Linked DNA regions of Homo sapiens: region 1 is linked to region 2. A link is a contact called in ENCODE Hi-C or POLR2A ChIA-PET data. All regions are on one chromosome and are shown on one strand. Each heading gives the region's core, a stretch centred on a gene start or an enhancer-like site at or near the end of the contact. The rest is flanking DNA. Distances are from core to core; before and after follow the strand shown.

Evidence for each region. Hi-C counts contacts between places; a loop is a spot of excess contacts on that map. ChIA-PET counts read pairs that join two places held with the same protein, here RNA polymerase II (POLR2A). Pooled maps may share reads with other maps.
Region 1: a loop to region 2 is called in a map of ascending aorta, with 2.0 times the contacts of the local background. The contact joins two enhancer-like sites. A Hi-C loop is called at or near these places in 2 of 168 maps with a recorded cell type or tissue (IMR-90 and ascending aorta), 1 of 37 single-sample maps with no recorded cell type and 10 of 50 pooled maps. POLR2A ChIA-PET finds 5 or more read pairs at or near these places in 1 of 52 experiments (activated CD4-positive, alpha-beta memory T cell).

The regions. Positions count from the first base shown.
Region 1 is chr5:54,803,927-54,808,969 of GRCh38, reverse strand. No RefSeq gene overlaps it. Among named protein-coding and RNA genes, the nearest start is that of LINC02998, 62 kb to the right of the region's middle. Within about 2 kb of position 1,374, at least 2 of the 41 ENCODE cell types and tissues checked have a DNase peak (open chromatin) inside an H3K27ac peak, as active enhancers do.
Region 2 is chr5:54,759,714-54,764,658 of GRCh38, reverse strand. No RefSeq gene overlaps it. Among named protein-coding and RNA genes, the nearest start is that of LINC02998, 18 kb to the right of the region's middle. Within about 2 kb of position 3,363, at least 6 of the 41 ENCODE cell types and tissues checked have a DNase peak (open chromatin) inside an H3K27ac peak, as active enhancers do.

The DNA of each region.
Region 1 (5,043 bases), core at 125-2,624, 46 kb before region 2:
TGACAGTGATCCCAAATTTGAAGTGACAGAGCCCCCTGTACATAGAAGGCTGGGATGAAGAGGGGTTCTACAGCACAGTGATAGAAGAGGCTACTGTATTCACTCAGAGGGGCATTGACCAAGGGTGGCTGGTATTCCACCCACAGGCGTGGGGATGCTGAATGACTTCTTCACTTTCTTGCTCAGGCCAGATCATGTACAGCCAGTGATATGTTATCTCCCCTTCACCATAGTGCCGCCTGACCCCTCACTTTTCCAAACATTTACACCAGGTGTTCCTTTATTTGTCACTGGAGACAACCTTGTAACCCCAGTTCTCTCTCAGGAAAAGCCTATGATTTCCTCAAGACTTGTGGCACAGACAGAAACTTTAGGGAAACTGACCCAGACCAGATGGCAGAAAGCAGATCCCTGGGGACAGCACAGTGGTGAAGAGCCCAGTGTGGATGGCAGAGTTTCTGCCATCAAGGTCATTTGGCCACCAGCCACCACTAATAGTCAGCTTTTGGGCACCCACACAGCCCAGAGAGAGCAGTTACCCTCTGATGGTCATCATACCCTTGGCTGCCGTGGTCTTCGTGCTGAAAGTGGCTGCAGTGGCCATGTGTGTCTGGTTGTTGAGCCAGAAGGTAGAAAAGGCAAAACCCCTTATCAAGCCCCAGACCAATCCGGAACACACAACCCCAAGTCATAGGCCACAAAGGAGCATAAAGTTCCCACTGTCACAGTGACACCCCTTCTGCAAAGCTCCAGCAGCCCCCCAGTCTGTCTTTTCAGGGCCCTGCAGTGTGAACAAATGTCTTCTCCAGTGGCCGAGCCAGTGGACAAATGTGCTGCTTGGGAGACATGGATGAACCTGGTCAAACTCTGCCGACAAACCAACCCAACACTGAAGCACAACCAGTACCGGGTGTAGATTGAGGGCTCGCATTTCTTACTGACCACCTACCATGTGTCAGGCACTGGGATAGGCATTGGGATATAAAGCAAATAAATGCTGGTTGGATCAACTGAGAAAAGTCAGGCCCTGCTAGTGATTCAATGTTCAATCCTAGCTCCATGGTTAGATGTTGCGGGGTGGTTGATTGTGACTTGTACAACACTCATGGGCTTTCTGCAATGGGCTCTGTGTGTCATCTTCTGGACCTGACTTTCTCAGTATACATCAGTTGGTCAATATTTAAACCCTTTACTAAGGTAGTACAGAACATGTTAGCCCCACTGAGAATGCTAGTATTAACCTGGGGCATAGAGTTAAAGGAGGAAAGCTTTGAATATTTTACACTGAGAATTCCCTCTGAGTGAGTCAGCAGGAAGTACAAGAACTATTTCAGCATGTAGAAGAGGTAATTTATCACATCAATGAGTATGTTTACGTAATGTTTTTCTGTAATGTCTTTTCCTCATTGGAGTCTCTAGGTTTGATTTCCTAGTGCAGGAAATGCCTCAGTGCTCTAGGTAGTGTTGGGACAGTCTGGCCCCTTTTGAAATTATCTACTGAATACATTGTGTTTCATCAGGAGGCTTTGTCTATTTTGATTTATAAAATCAAGCCTAGAAGAAACTATCATCAGAGTGAACAGGCAACCTACAACATGGGAGAAAATTTTCGCAACCTACTCATCTGACAAAGGGCTAATATCCAGAATCTACAATGAACTCAAACAAATTTACAAGAAAAAAACAAACAACCCCATCAAAAAGTGGGCGAAGGATATGAACAGACACTTCTCAAAAGAAGACATTTATGCAGCCAAAAAACACATGACAAAATGCTCATCATCACTGGCCATCAGAGAAATGCAAATCAAAACCACTATGAGATATCATCTCACACCAGTTAGAATGGCAATCATTAAAAAGTCAGGAAACAACAGGTGCTGGAGAGGATGTGGAGAAATAGGAACACTTTTACACTGTTGGTGGGACTGTAAACTAGTTCAACCATTGTGGAAGTCAGTGTGGCGATTCCTCAGGGATCTAGAACTAGAAATACCATTTGACCCAGCCATCCCATTACTGGGTATATACCCAAATGACTATAAATCATGCTGCTATAAAGACACATGCACACGTATGTTTATTGCGGCATTATTCACAATAGCAAAGACTTGGAACCAACCCAAATGTCCAACAATGATAGACTGGATGAAGAAAATGTGGCACATATACACCATGGAATACTGTGCAGCCATAAAAAATGATGAGTTCATGTCGTTTGTAGGGACATGGATGAAATTGGAAATCATCATTCTCAGTAAACTATCGCAAGAACAAAAAACCAAACACCGCATATTCTCACTCATAGGTGGGAATTGAACAATGAGATCACATGGACACAGGAAGGGGAATATCACACTCTGGGGACTGTGGTGGGGAGGGGGGAGGGGGGAGGGATAGCATTGGGAGATATACCTAATGCTAGATGATGAGTTAGTGGGTGCAGCGCACCAGCATGGCACATGTATACATATGTAACTAACCTGCACAATGTGCACATGTACCCTAAAACTTAAAGTATAATTAAAAAAAAAAAATCAAGCCTAGAATAGAAATATTATTTGAAGCCCTACGGGACAGAAAAGTTTGTTGAATGTTTTTACGATGCCTCAATTTGGCTTAACTTTACAATGAATTAAAATAATGGTCCAGGCCCAGTGGCTCATGCCTGTAATCTCAGCACTTTGGGAGGCCAAGGCGGGCAGATCGCTTGAGCCCAGGAGTTTGAGACCAGCCTGGACAACATAGTGAAACTCTATCTCTACAAAATAAGCAAGCAAACAAACAAACAAAAAAATTAACCAGGCATGGCGGCATGTGCCTATAGTCCCCAGCTGCTCTGGAGGCTGAGGTGGGTGGATCGCCTGAGCCTGGGAAGTTTGGGCTGAAGTGAGCTGTGATATACGAGATTCTGTCTCACAAAGAAAATAAATAAATAATGTAATAATGACAAATTTGTATTTGCATTGTCTAATTGAGCCTACTATTGGCCAAGTGAAGCTTCAGTTTCTGTAATTTTAAAATGAAGATATTAGTACTTGTATTAGGAATGCTTTGGGCTGCAAACCTGCAAGACATCCTCTATTAGTGGTTCAGGTTGGAGACTGGCAAGCTTTTTCTGTAAAGAGTCACATAGTAAATATTTTAGGCTTTGTAGGACATATATATATTCTGTCATACATTCTTCTTGCTTTGTTTCTTTTTAACAACCTTTTTTTAAAAAAAAGTAATTCTTAGTTATTGGACTTGGCCCACATACCATAGTTTGCCAATCATTGATGTAGGTAATAGATGTGTTGAATTATCTCAAGTAATGAACATGCTGGGGGTGGGCATTCTAAGACCGGTTCAGTAGTTCAAGAATGGCACCAAGGACTGAGCTCTTCTGTTCCTGCTGCTCTACCTTCCTTAAGCTGTTAACATTTCATTCTTTTATTTAATTCCTTGCAATTGTAAGATGTTTGCTAAAGCTCCAAGCAATACAACTACATTCGAAGGCAGGAATCATAGTGGAGGAGAGAGAGATAGAGGATGGCAAAATGGTTTTTTAAAAGAGTTTTTTAAATTTTTTTTTATTTTTAGTAGAGATGATATTTCACCATGTTGGCCAGACTTGTCTCAAACTCTTGACCTCAGGTGATCCTACACCTCGGCCTCCCAAATTGCTGAGATTGCAGGGGTGAGCCACCATGTCTGGCTGAGACTCTTCTATTATTATTATTATCATCATCATTTTTAATCTTGTAAGAGGAGTTTCTCCCTAAACTTTTGTTTTATGTCTCATTGTCTAGAAATGGGCAACATGACTTCCATCCCTTGACCAATCACTGGCAAAGGAAAATGGTGTCCTCATAACTGACAGTCTCTCCCAGGGCTGAGGGAGGAGTCTACCAACTCAGAGATCAATGGATCAGCCTACCATGTAATTAGGGAAGGATGGGGGGATAGCAATTCGATAGACAATGAATAGGTTCTATTAAAATACTCTTCAAATAGTGACATACTTGGGAACCAAAGATTTTGATCTTTCAAATCAGTGTCTTATATCTCCTTTTCATGTTTTAAGGATTTTTCTTGAAGCCAGAGGCCAGTTTTTCTCAATAGGGGTGGGAAGGCCGTGATGGGGGTGTGTGTGAGGGGAGACATGCCACCCAGAGTACATTTGGCAAAGGCTAGGGACATTTGTGGTTTTCAAAGCTGATAGGGGAAGGATATTTCTTGCATCTAGTGGGTAGAAGCCAAGGAGGCTGCCAAACATGCAAAAAGGCACAGAACAGCTCTCACAACAAAGAATTATCAGGTTGAAAATGCCAACAGTGCAGAGATTGAGAAACCCTGTTTAAGTCACAATGAAGAGTTTTCCTGTATAACCAATGAAGGATAAACTTATTACCAAGTCTAGGCAAAAAGTATATTCTAAAAACTTCATGGTAAAGTGAAAATCCCACGGTATATTTGAAACTCTGATTGGCTAGTGGTATACATGGACATTTAAAAAAGAGGATGTATTAAAAACCAAGCAAAACTTGACAGCAGGCTCATTTCTTCATATTACTCATCTAAGGAAAATATTTTGCCTTGTGTTAACAGGTGGAACACATCGGGAGAGTAAAAATGAGACAGAAAATTCACAAAGGTAAAGATGAGGTCAAAGTGTCCCCAGAAGTCTGATGCCTCTAATATGTTTCATATGGAAAAGGTTTTGTTCTCACCCCATCTCTTTTCTGTTCGTCTGAGTCACACTTCCCTCCCAACTCAATTTTAACTGCTCTTTAGGAAAACACAATTCACAACCTACAGAATAAATGAAATCGTAGCATGTTTGGGCCTAGAGATGACTACCCATGCCTTAAATACTTGGATCTAATGCCATGGACAACTGTTGCTGAAGAACATTTCTCTACTCTTCTTCCAAAAGTGCTTTTATCCAGTGTCTGTACTTCTGAATCGTATAGTCCCTTTCAAGTGTTTTGTTTAAAAGGAGGAGGAATGAGAGGCTTAACCCAAGCTTGGCTTGGTCATTATGCAACTCAAGAATCGTTC
Region 2 (4,945 bases), core at 2,114-4,613:
TGGTATGGCAGCCCCAGTAGGCTAATGCGGTGGCCCAATACGTGTCTTCCAAGAAGCTCTAAGTCTGTGGAGGAGAGTCTCTTAAGTCAAGGGAGGAGGAACTGGGGAAGAGGAACTTAGGAGAAGGAGACAGGCTTCACTCTCCTCTTCTTTAACCAGCATGTCTTTTTAGCAGTGCTGTATATTGAACTTCCAGGAAAAGCATTCTATCTACTAAAGATGTGCAGTGAAAAAGCAGCAGTGGAAAACTACTGCTCCTGTGTAGCTGAGCCTGTCAATGCTCTGCCTTAGGTTAGGAATCTCCCTTACAGGCCCCCTGTGTTCTTTTACTCACAATAGCCTGTACCTGGGGCTTTGACTGGGGTGGTCCCCAAAAAGGCTCCAGAGCCTGCTTTGCCTGCACTTAGAGAACTGAAACAGGGAGCAGTCCTCAATCAGTGACTGACCTACACAAGGGTATAAATACCCCCAGCTCTGTTGCCGCTCATCAGGACAACTTCAGTGAGAACTGCACTGTTTCCAGAGACTCCCTATGGGACTTAGCGTGACACCTCACCCTTGATTGGCCTCCTATCCTTCCTTTTCCTTCTCCCTTGTGGATTCTACCTGGGAACACTTCCTAACAAATCACTTCTATGTGGTGTTTCTCAGCCTCTGCACTGTTGACATGTTGGTTGGGATAATCCTTTGTTGTGGGGAGCTGCCCTGTGCATGGTAGGATGTTTAGCAGCATTCCTGGGCTTTACCCATTAGATGCCAGTATCACCTCCCTTCCTCGCCCATGGTCATGACAATCAAAAACGTCTTCTGACAAGGCCCAATTTTGGCCCTGGGAGCCAAAATCTCCCCATTCAAGAATGACTGCTTGAATATTACAAATGTAGATCCTTAAGTTCTGAGAGGTGATAAAGTAGAAGACCTGGGATTAGAAGCTAAACTTCTTGATTCCCTGGCCACTGGCTATTTATTTATTTTTTGGTTTTTACTACACTTGTGTTTCCCAAACTTGTCAGATCGTAAGACTTATGTAAATGCCTTTAAATACAGAGTCCCAGATGCCCCTCCTAAATAATCTAATTCAGTAGGCCTGGTAGAGGGCACCTGGTCTGCAAGCCTCAGTGGTTCTCTTGATTAGGCAAGCTTGGGAAACTACACTAAAATCCTGATTCTCAGACTGTACTGTGGAAAGGACTCATTGCGCGAATGGTGTGGGGAGGGGAAGAGGGAGGGCAGTGAGGTAGTAGATGTATCAAATATAAATGTGTTTCCATAAAATGTAAATTTCTGGGCTTCATATTCTGAAATCTTGATAGTCTTAATAAAATTCCCAAGTTTTTCTGATATAAGTGGTCTGAAACAATTGTTATAATACTTTTCATTAAATTATGTTATTTTGTTAATGTACATGCAGAGTAGTGCCCTGTATCTATAGATATTTATTAAACACTTTCCCCCTCAGCTGACATCAAGATTTCTAATGAATGCATTTATAATACTCTATACTTCTCCTTTTTAGTACTTAATAATTTGTGTAATGTTGGTCTTCTTCAGTAACATATTCTGTAACTCAGGGCCTATCTCAGCCTTTATCCGGTTATATTCCTTAAGCCTAGAACTCTATCTGTGTGGAGTGAGTGTTCAATAAATGTGGCTGAGTAAATGACATCAGATATGAGGTAAATAGAATAATGACCCCCTCCCTGAAGATGTTTACATCTGAATCCCCGTGAATTTGAATATGCTCAATAGGAATATGTTATATTACACAGCAAGGGAGAATTAATGTTGCAGATTAAGGTCGCTAATCTGCTGACCTTAATATAAGGGAATTCTCCTAGATTATATACTGGTGGACTTTATAACAACAAAGGTCCATTGAAGTGGAAGAGGGAAGAAGAGGAGGTGAGAGCCAAAGAGAGATTTGAAGATGCTATGCCACCAACTTTGGAGATGGAGGAAGGAGCTACAAGCCAAGGAATGAGGGTAGTTTCTAAAAGGTGGAAAAAACAAGGAAATGGATTCTCCACTAGTGCCTCCAGGAAGAACACAGCCTTAGAGACACCTTGATTTTAGCTGAGGGAAACCAATTTAAGACTTCTGACATCTAGAACTATAAGAGAATACATTTGTGTTAAGCCTTTAAATTTGTAGTAATTCGTTTCAGCAGCAATAGGAAACTAATATAGATGGTAATGGAAATAATAGCTGACCTTTACCGCTATTCTTCCATCAGAGGCTTAGAAAGGCTTATGTGGCCAATGGCACACCATTAGCAAGTGTGGAGTTGGGCTGAAAACCTCTCAGATCCACACTCTGCCACACCAGTGCTATTGAATGTGGGCTGCGCAGACTGTTCCTGATCCATGTTGAAATAAATGCAGATATTGAGACTACATGTTGAGAAATGTCTCATGGTAATTCTTTCCTTTTTTACCATGTTCATTCTGATTTTGAAAGATAATTTTATATCTGTTAATCTATTAATTTTAAAATGGGGCTTCTTTTATATGTCATTTTTATTTCTTTTTTTAAAGTAATTCATTCTTATTATATTTTATAAAAATCTTGGTCCACATGAATTGGAAGAAAAAAACAAACAAACTGGTTCCTAATCACAGACTCTTGGAGAAGCTCTGCACAGACCATGATGCCAAGATTTGGGGTTGCGATGGGTCCTTGCCACTGGCTTTACTAATTCCCCCAAGTGGGCAGAAGTGAAGTCCCAATCCACAGTTGCTCAGGGCCTTCCTGTGGATGGGATGGGGGCAGAAGGCAGCCTGGTCCTAGCAGCCTTCTTCCCCCTGAAGACACAGCTTTCCTAGTTCCGCTTCCCAGTCACACTCCAAAGCCTCATCATTTCCACCTTCTCCCCTTTCTTTCAATAAAGGATACTTAAGGTTTATATTAACTTTTTCTTCTCTTTGGTCAATTTTTTTTCTATGAGAGTGCATGCCCCCCACATATTTCACATGGCCTGCATTTTTATGAATCCAAGAATAAATGCATTTTTGGCTAACAGCTAAGATGTATTTTTAGACTCATGGAGCTGTATTTTTGTCTTCTGGAGAACATAATTTGAAGCAGATGCAGTGGCATGTGGCACTCTTTAACTCTGCACCCAGTTTCAGATGTCCACCGGCAAACTGCATCCCTTCAAAAATATGTTAACACTTTAATGAAAACTGATGATCTCTCAATCTAGAGGGCTGAGCCATCCCTAGAACAATGACTGAGATCTTGCCTATTTATTCAAACTGCTTCAGGTCAGCTGTGTTGACCTTTGCTCTGCCTGGGACAGGGGCTTTTGCAATAGAGATGGTTGTTTAGCATGCACGTATGAATCACTGCCATTTCCTACCATTCCCAGTTCCAGGATGGAGCAAGACCACATCCCAGGGGAGCTTGTATGATAGACAGAGAAAGAACCCTACTAACCTATTCCACATATGGAATCTTCTACTTGTCAACAGTTAGATTTGGAAGCAACTTCTGTCATCATCTATTTCAACATCCTTATTCTAGAGCTATGCTCAATGATGCCATTTGAGTCTAATTCTACTTTGGACTTTTATTGCCTGAGTAGGTGTCGAAGAAGTTTTCTTGAACAAGTGAGTGAGTGAATGATGAATGAAATTGAGACCCAGAGAAGATAAATCTCTTGTCCAAGATAACAGAATTCAGAACATAACAGATTCATTTCCAAGCAGTCCAGCAAGATTGCTTCAGTACCAGTATAGAACTCCTAAAATTGTTCTGGTATGAGTCCAGACTCACCATTAGTTTTCTTCCAGATAGCTGAGGCTTAAATCTTAAAATGTCTAGGCTGGGTTTAACCTGCTCTGCCAGCAGGGATTCTATGCATTTTAAATCAAGAGGTTCCAGATCACAGCAGAAGAAAAAAGTTTCACAGGGGCAGAATGGCACAGCCTGTGTGAGCATTGTGAATCATCTCATTTCACCACAGGAAATAAAAGCTAGGTGGTGGAGGGCTGGTCATGGAAAACGCTCCAAGGCGAGGGTTATTTCAACTCTGCTGTGATTGGAGCTAGGCTAGCGTACTTACTCTTTCACAATAAAATAAAGAATAAAGTTAAGACAAATTTTAAAAAAATCTTGCAAGTGTTGCAGATTTGAGTACCTATTAGGATCAAAATTAAAGAGATGCCAACGGTGGCTAAACCCAAGCTTTCCTTTCTCTGACAATCATTTAGAGCTTAGGAAAAACTCCAGGCAGACTAAATGCAATGTAATTGAGATGTTGGCCTGTCAATATCTAACTGGGAAAATGACAGGCCTGGAAAGGTGATCATCAGTTTCACCAGGTAGATGGTAGATATGATGTTCACATCACATTCATGCTAAACAGAATGTGATATGAACAGAATGTGAATGAACAGAAGCTGTGATGTGGCACCAAGAGGCCCGCCACTGTCCAAGGAACTGCGCTGGCCAGCAGGTGACCTGCCTTCTCAGAGCATTGTTTTCTTCATATGCAAAGTGATGATGACAATATTTCCCTCAAAGAATTGTTATGACTAGGATTAGTAACTGTGTAGATATACATTAATAATCATGGCTAAAATTGTTCTAGCACTTACTACCTGCTAAGATGCTGTCCTGATTTTTTTTTTTAAATATAACTTATCTCAGAAGCAACTGTGGACAAATTATTTATCCTTCTGGCCTCTCCTTATTCTTACTTTATTAAAAACAAGCCCTTGGAAATTAATACTTTATCTGCATCACAGAGTTGTTATGAAGATTAAATAAGTTAATCTGTGAACGTGTTTTCTCAAGTGCATGGCCCATGTTAAATATTCAATGAATGTTAGCTATTATGATCCATTATATTATACTGCCCAGAGATAATTAAAAGGATACAATTAGACTTCCAATGAATATTATGTGCATGAGGAGGGGGAAGAAGAGGCTGTGTTGTCTGTGA